2 separate regions of the Homo sapiens genome follow, and region 2 is linked to region 1. A link is a loop called in an ENCODE intact Hi-C map of the cell type or tissue named here. Cell type or tissue: MCF 10A. All regions are shown on one strand. Each heading gives the region's core, and the rest is flanking DNA. Links, peaks and the distances in the headings are about the cores only. Region 1 holds the start of GOLPH3L (golgi phosphoprotein 3 like). Region 2 overlaps LOC107985204 (a long non-coding RNA gene).

Region 1 (2,811 bases), core at 19-2,518:
ATTATACCATTTAACTGGCTCTTTTGTCATTGTGCTGTTATTAAAACAATGTTCTTCAATATTTTGACATAATGTATTAACATTTTAATATATAATGTACAATTTAAGAATTGGTGCTTTACCTTTACTATGCTTTTTTTTACAGGACAAAAAGACTGATTTTTAAAGTATGGCATTTTTTGCAGCATAAATAAAATATTGTTCAGTACGTAGGCCCTTTTATCGCTTCTAATTTTTATTTAAGTAGCAGGAAATATGGCTTCATTCATTTGAAAGGCTGGTAGGAGGATGGGGGGATAGGGAATACTAATTTTTAGATGATTTCGGTAGCTATTACTTTGCAAGAAGAGTTGAGCACACTTTCTAGAATTTTTGAGTGGTAGTATGAAAAATGCTGTGCTTTTAATGAGAAACCTGGGAGCTAGTTCCAGCCTTGCCTGCTTTCTTTGCTTTAGAAAAAGGAAGACTTAAAACTTGGTCTGTTTGCCGCTTGTAGTTTCAGCAGCCATATTCCAAAAACATACACATCCATGGGTTTGTCAGTAATAAGCGCTATAGGGAATGCTGGTACATATGCGATGGTAGAAATGTATTCATCCTGTTTAAGGTAAACCATATAAACGTACACAAACTGACCCAGATCATGTTTTTCTGGAACAGTCAAGTCAAGGATAAACTGACTGTCAGAAACAACCAATGTAAAAATATTTATTTATTTTTAGCTGTATTGCTTGGATCCCAACACATCTCACTTAATTGTCCCAGTATACGCTACTACAGCAACACACCTGCTACGCTGAAATTAACCCACAGAAACCTTTCGAGATTGGCAGCCCATGTTAGCTCACTCAGCGCTTTGATTGGCTGGTTTAATGGGGGTGGGGAGCGCAGCCCTCTTTCCTCTCTTCCACCAAGGTTCCTTCATTGGATTGACCAGCTGTCAGGTTGAACGCAAACCTGCCTCCTTTTGGTGGTGTTTGTCTGGATCGCAACAGAATAGCTGGGGGAGAGCCTCCCCCTGTGAGCTCCGATTGGCGGGACTCAACCTTGGTGATTTCTGATTGGCGCAATGAAGAAACACCAAGGTAGGTTGCCTAGTGATCCTGAGGAAGCTGATGTGTTATTCCTTCTCTGCATCGAAGGATCAGGAAGTTTGTGCTCTCTGCGTGGCTAAGTTTTTCACCTACTAGGACGGGGGTGGGGTGGGGAGAACAGGTGTCCTTCTAAAATACAGCACAAGCTACAGCCTGCGTCCAGCCATAACCCAGGAGTAACATCAGGTAAGCAACGAGAAAATTACATTTCCTAACGTCCCTTCCCCCCACCAAAAAAAACCTCTATTTTTTAAAATTATTATTTTATGGGAGGGAAAGGTTTGTATTCATTTGGGCCATTTGTTTTCTTTCAAGTAGGATTTTTAACTAGTAAATGTGCAGATGAAACTAATTTCTCAAAGAAACCGCCCCCTCTCCCCCTCCCCCCCTGCCCCGCGAAGGTTTAAAGTTTCTTGGATTGGTTTAGGAAATAGTCCCTATTCACAGTGCCAGATAGGCTTAGTGCGCTTAAGAATTTATTTCATGGTTCTCTTCCTCCTTCACTTTTCTTCCCACCTCCCATAACAAATTATATTTGAAATATACCCTTGTACAAAAAAACTTTTGTAGCTCACTTCATTTGTATTTCTATTTTAAATGTTCACATGCACTTCTGAGTATTCATTTTAATCAATATAAATTTATCGAGCAATAACAATGTTAAAGACAGTGCTAGTTGCTATGGAGAATATATAAACCCAAGAAGACAATATCCCTGTTCTTAAGAAGTTTACAGTTGAGAGACAGCTATACCAAGAGAAAGACTATAATAAATACTTTAAAGGAAGTGAGTATAAATAAAGCTCTGTGAAACAGCTGAGGGAGTGGCCATGAGACACATAGGTAATAGAAAAGAGGAGGTCACTTAAAGGCCTTCACAAGGCCTTTAAAGAATGGGTAGAATGTAAAGAGGAAGAGAAAAGGGTGAAGACCCCAGCAAGTACAGAGGAGCAGAAGCAGAAAGAAAGCATGAGACATTTTTGAGAAAAAGTCTGGCAACACTACTTATTAGGAGCAATGGGAAATATTGCTAGAGGAGTAGAAACGAGTCCAGTCATAGCAACTCTTAAATACCATTATTTTGATCTTGAAAAAGATACTCCTTTATATAATTGCTGATTTAAAATATTTGTTATATATTATCTTAAAAACTGATATCTAGATTTATATAAAATAAAGTATGCTAACTATAAACTTTATCACAAATGATTTAGTGCAGTTTCTTTTGACCGTAGTACATAGAATAAAAGACATGTTCTTTGACTTTTTTTTTTAAATTGAGAAAATTTGTTAATCTTTCAACACTCTCTTGCCAGTAATTTTTGTTTGCAGCTCCTTGTGTATTTGCAAGATATGGCTAGCTAGGACTAGAGCTGCTAAGTTTACTGACTGTGGAATTACTACACATGATTTTCTGAATGTTATCGTCTAGACTTGTGATCTCCAAAGTGAGTACATGAAATGAGTCATTAGGGTATGGGAAGGAAATATAGAACATGTATTTCTATTTAGTTTTTCGTATTCTTTTTTACTTTCTATTTTTTGTGTTTTTTTATAATGTAGTACCATGGAACGTTTATAGAAATTAGATACAAATTATTATATGCATTTTGGGGCTGGATGCTCACAATTTTTTGTTGTTCCATCTTACTTAACTTGGGATCCATTTTGTGAAAGAGGAGTGACAATGGTGGATATTCACTCCTTCTTTATAGAT
Region 2 (2,766 bases), core at 1-2,500, 230 kb before region 1:
GTGAGCCACCGCAACCGGCCTTTTTTTTTTTTTTTTTTTTTTTTTTTTTTTTTTTTGAGACGGAGTTTCATTCTCGTTGCCCAGGCTGGAGTGCAATGGCTGGATCTCGGCTCACCACAGCCTACCTACGCCTCTGGGTTCTCCTGCAACAGCCTCCCGAGTAGCTGGGACTATAGGTGCCCACCACCACGCCCAGCTAATTTTTATATTTTTAGTAGAGACGGGGTTTCATCATGTTAGCGAGGCTGGTCTCGAACTCCTGACCTCAGGTGATCCACCCACCACCTCAGGTGATCCACCCACCACCTCAAGTGATCAACCTGCCCTGGACTCCCAAAGTGCTGGTTTTATAGCGGTGAGCCACTGCACCCGGCCATTCTCCTGCCTCAGCCTCCCGAGTAGCTGGGACTACAGGCGCCCGCCACCACGCCCGGCTAATTTTTTGTATTTTTAGTAGAGATGGGGTTTCACCGTGTTAGCCAAGATGGTCTCGATCTCCTGACCTCGTGATCTGCCCCCCTCGGCCTCCCAAAGTGCTGGGATTACAGGCGTGAGCCACCGCGCCTGGCCTTTTTTTTTTTTTTTGAGACAGAGTTTCATTCTTGTTGCCCAAGCTGGAGTGCAATGGCAGGATCTCGGCTCACCACAACCTACGCCTCTGGGGTTCAAGCGATTCTCCTGCCTCAGCCTCCCCAGAGGCTGGGATTACAGGCATGCACCACCACGCCCGGCTAATTTTGTATTTTTAGTAGAGATGGGGTTTCTCCATGTTGGACAGGCTGGTCTCAAACACTCGACCTCAGGTGATCCGCCCGCTTCGGCCTCCCAAAGTGCTGGGATTATAGGTGTGAGCCACTGCACCCGGCCCCTTTTTTTCCATTTTAATAGAATCTGCGGTCAAATTACCTTTCTAAAAGGTTGTAACAATTATTACTCTCACTAGCAAATCTGAAAGTGTTTCCCCACACCCCTATTAGTACTGGGTGTTAACTACTTAATTTTTAAGAACTTGATATGTATTAAAATAGTATCAGTATCAGGATAGACTAGGTTATGTTGTGGAAACAACTCCAAAATCTGAGTGGCTTAAAAGAAAAAAAAAAGGCGTGTTTCTTGCTCACACTACATAATCATCTCTGGAAGGTATGGTGGGGCTCTGCTAATGATAGCTACTGGGGAAACCCACACTGATGAGTAGTAATACCAGAGGGAAAGAATGCTAGAGGGACTCATATTAACAAAATGACTCAAGACACTGATTTTTACAACTCATTGACCTGAATGAATCACAAAGTCCTACACAACCACCAGGGGGCCAGGAAGAGCAGTTATCTTACCTCTGGGAGGAGGGAGAACCTGGTGTGTCTGATGAACCAGCTTTATTGACTACCACAGCGTCTTATCATTGCTTTAATTTGTTCATGTGTCTTTACACTAACTGTACTAGTTATTGAATCTACATTTCATTTAAAAAGTACAAACCAGAACCTTGTGTGTGAGGCTGGAAACACAGCCCAAGCGCCAGAACTGCCAAGTCCTTGAAATTCTCTCTTGTTGACCACATTTTCACCTGTGCTCATTTCACCTGCTCAACAGTTTCCTGGGACCACCCTAAGTGCCTATTTTCAATTAAGACAGCAGAAATTGAGGTGTGGAGAAGTGAAGGGTTCCTCCAGATAATTGAAATTCATCATGTTCTAAACTCATTTCATTATGGTATCACCTAACCTGAGCTAAAAATTTTAGACATACTACTCCCTAAACACACACACACACACAATATTTGTTGAATACTTGCTACATACCAGGAACTGTTCTAAGCACTTGCCAGTTATTAATTCATTTAAACTTCACAATTATCCTATGGGGTAAGAACTAATATTATTGTCCCTTTTTTATAGATGAGAAAACAGAGGCACAGAAATAAATTTCCCAAAGCTACACAGCTAAAAAGTGACAGACCCAGGCAGTTTGGCCATACACTTGGTGGTCTTGAACCATCATTCAGTGTAGCTTGTTTCCTCTTCTTTCTTTTCCTATTCGTATTCTTTTTTTTTTTTTTTTTTTTTTTTTTGAGATGAAGTCTCACTTTGTCATCCCAGACTGGAGTGCTGGAGTGCAGTGGTGCCATCTCGGCTCCTCAGCCTCCCAGGTTCAAGTGATTCTCCTGCAACAGCCTCCCGAGTAGCTGGGACTATAGATGTCCACCACCATGCCCAGCTAATTTTTATATTTTTAGTAGAGACGGGGTTTCATCATGTTGGCCAGGCTGGTCTCGAACTCCTGACCTCAGGTGATCCACCCACCACCTCAGGTGATCAAACTGCCCTGGACTCCCAAAGTGCTGGTTTTATAGCGGTGAGCCACTGCACCCGGCCTCTTTTCCTATTTTATTGGCTTTGTTTAGCTCTTATTTCTTTTCTTTTTCTTTCTTTTCTTTTTTTTTTTTTTTTGAGATGGAGTCTCGCTCTGTCGCCCAGGCTGGAGTGCAGTGGTGTGATCTCGGCTCATTGCAAGCTCTGCCTCCCAGGTTCACTCCACTCTCCTACCTCAGCCTACAGGCGCCGACCACCATGCCCGGGTAATTTTTTTGTATTTTTAGTAGAGACGGGGTTTCACCGTGTTAGCCAGGATGGTCTCAATCTCCTGACCTCGTGATCCGCCTGCCTTGGCCTCCCAAAGTGCTGGGATTACAGGCGTAAAACACCGCACCTGGCCCTTTTTCTTTCTTCCTTCCTTTCTTTTTTTTTTGAGACGGAGTTTTTG

The links. A loop is a pair of places that touch in the nucleus more often than their neighbours do. Peaks named below come from ENCODE experiments on the same cell type or tissue, not always from the same donor. Only the 100,000 strongest peaks of a DNase experiment are listed, where the experiment ranks them.
Region 2: it touches region 1 in a loop (7-fold over the local background); 15 of 110 quality-filtered maps call a loop at or near these places.

The regions. Positions count from the first base shown.
Region 1 is chr1:150,695,461-150,698,271 of GRCh38, reverse strand. It overlaps GOLPH3L (golgi phosphoprotein 3 like), which reads left to right and starts at 1,118. Exons shown (of 5, transcript NM_018178.6): 1 at 1,118-1,280. It overlaps HORMAD1 (HORMA domain containing 1), which reads left to right. Exons shown (of 15, transcript NM_032132.5): 15 at 1-212. In MCF 10A, for the core only: no CTCF peak of the experiment used is centred there; a DNase peak (open chromatin) is centred at 961.
Region 2 is chr1:150,921,201-150,923,966 of GRCh38, reverse strand. The region is part of intron 1 of LOC107985204 (a long non-coding RNA gene); the gene reads left to right. Among named protein-coding and RNA genes, the nearest start is that of SETDB1, 3.8 kb to the left of the region's middle. In MCF 10A, for the core only: a CTCF peak has its summit at 1,311 (motif pointing right); a DNase peak (open chromatin) is centred at 1,316.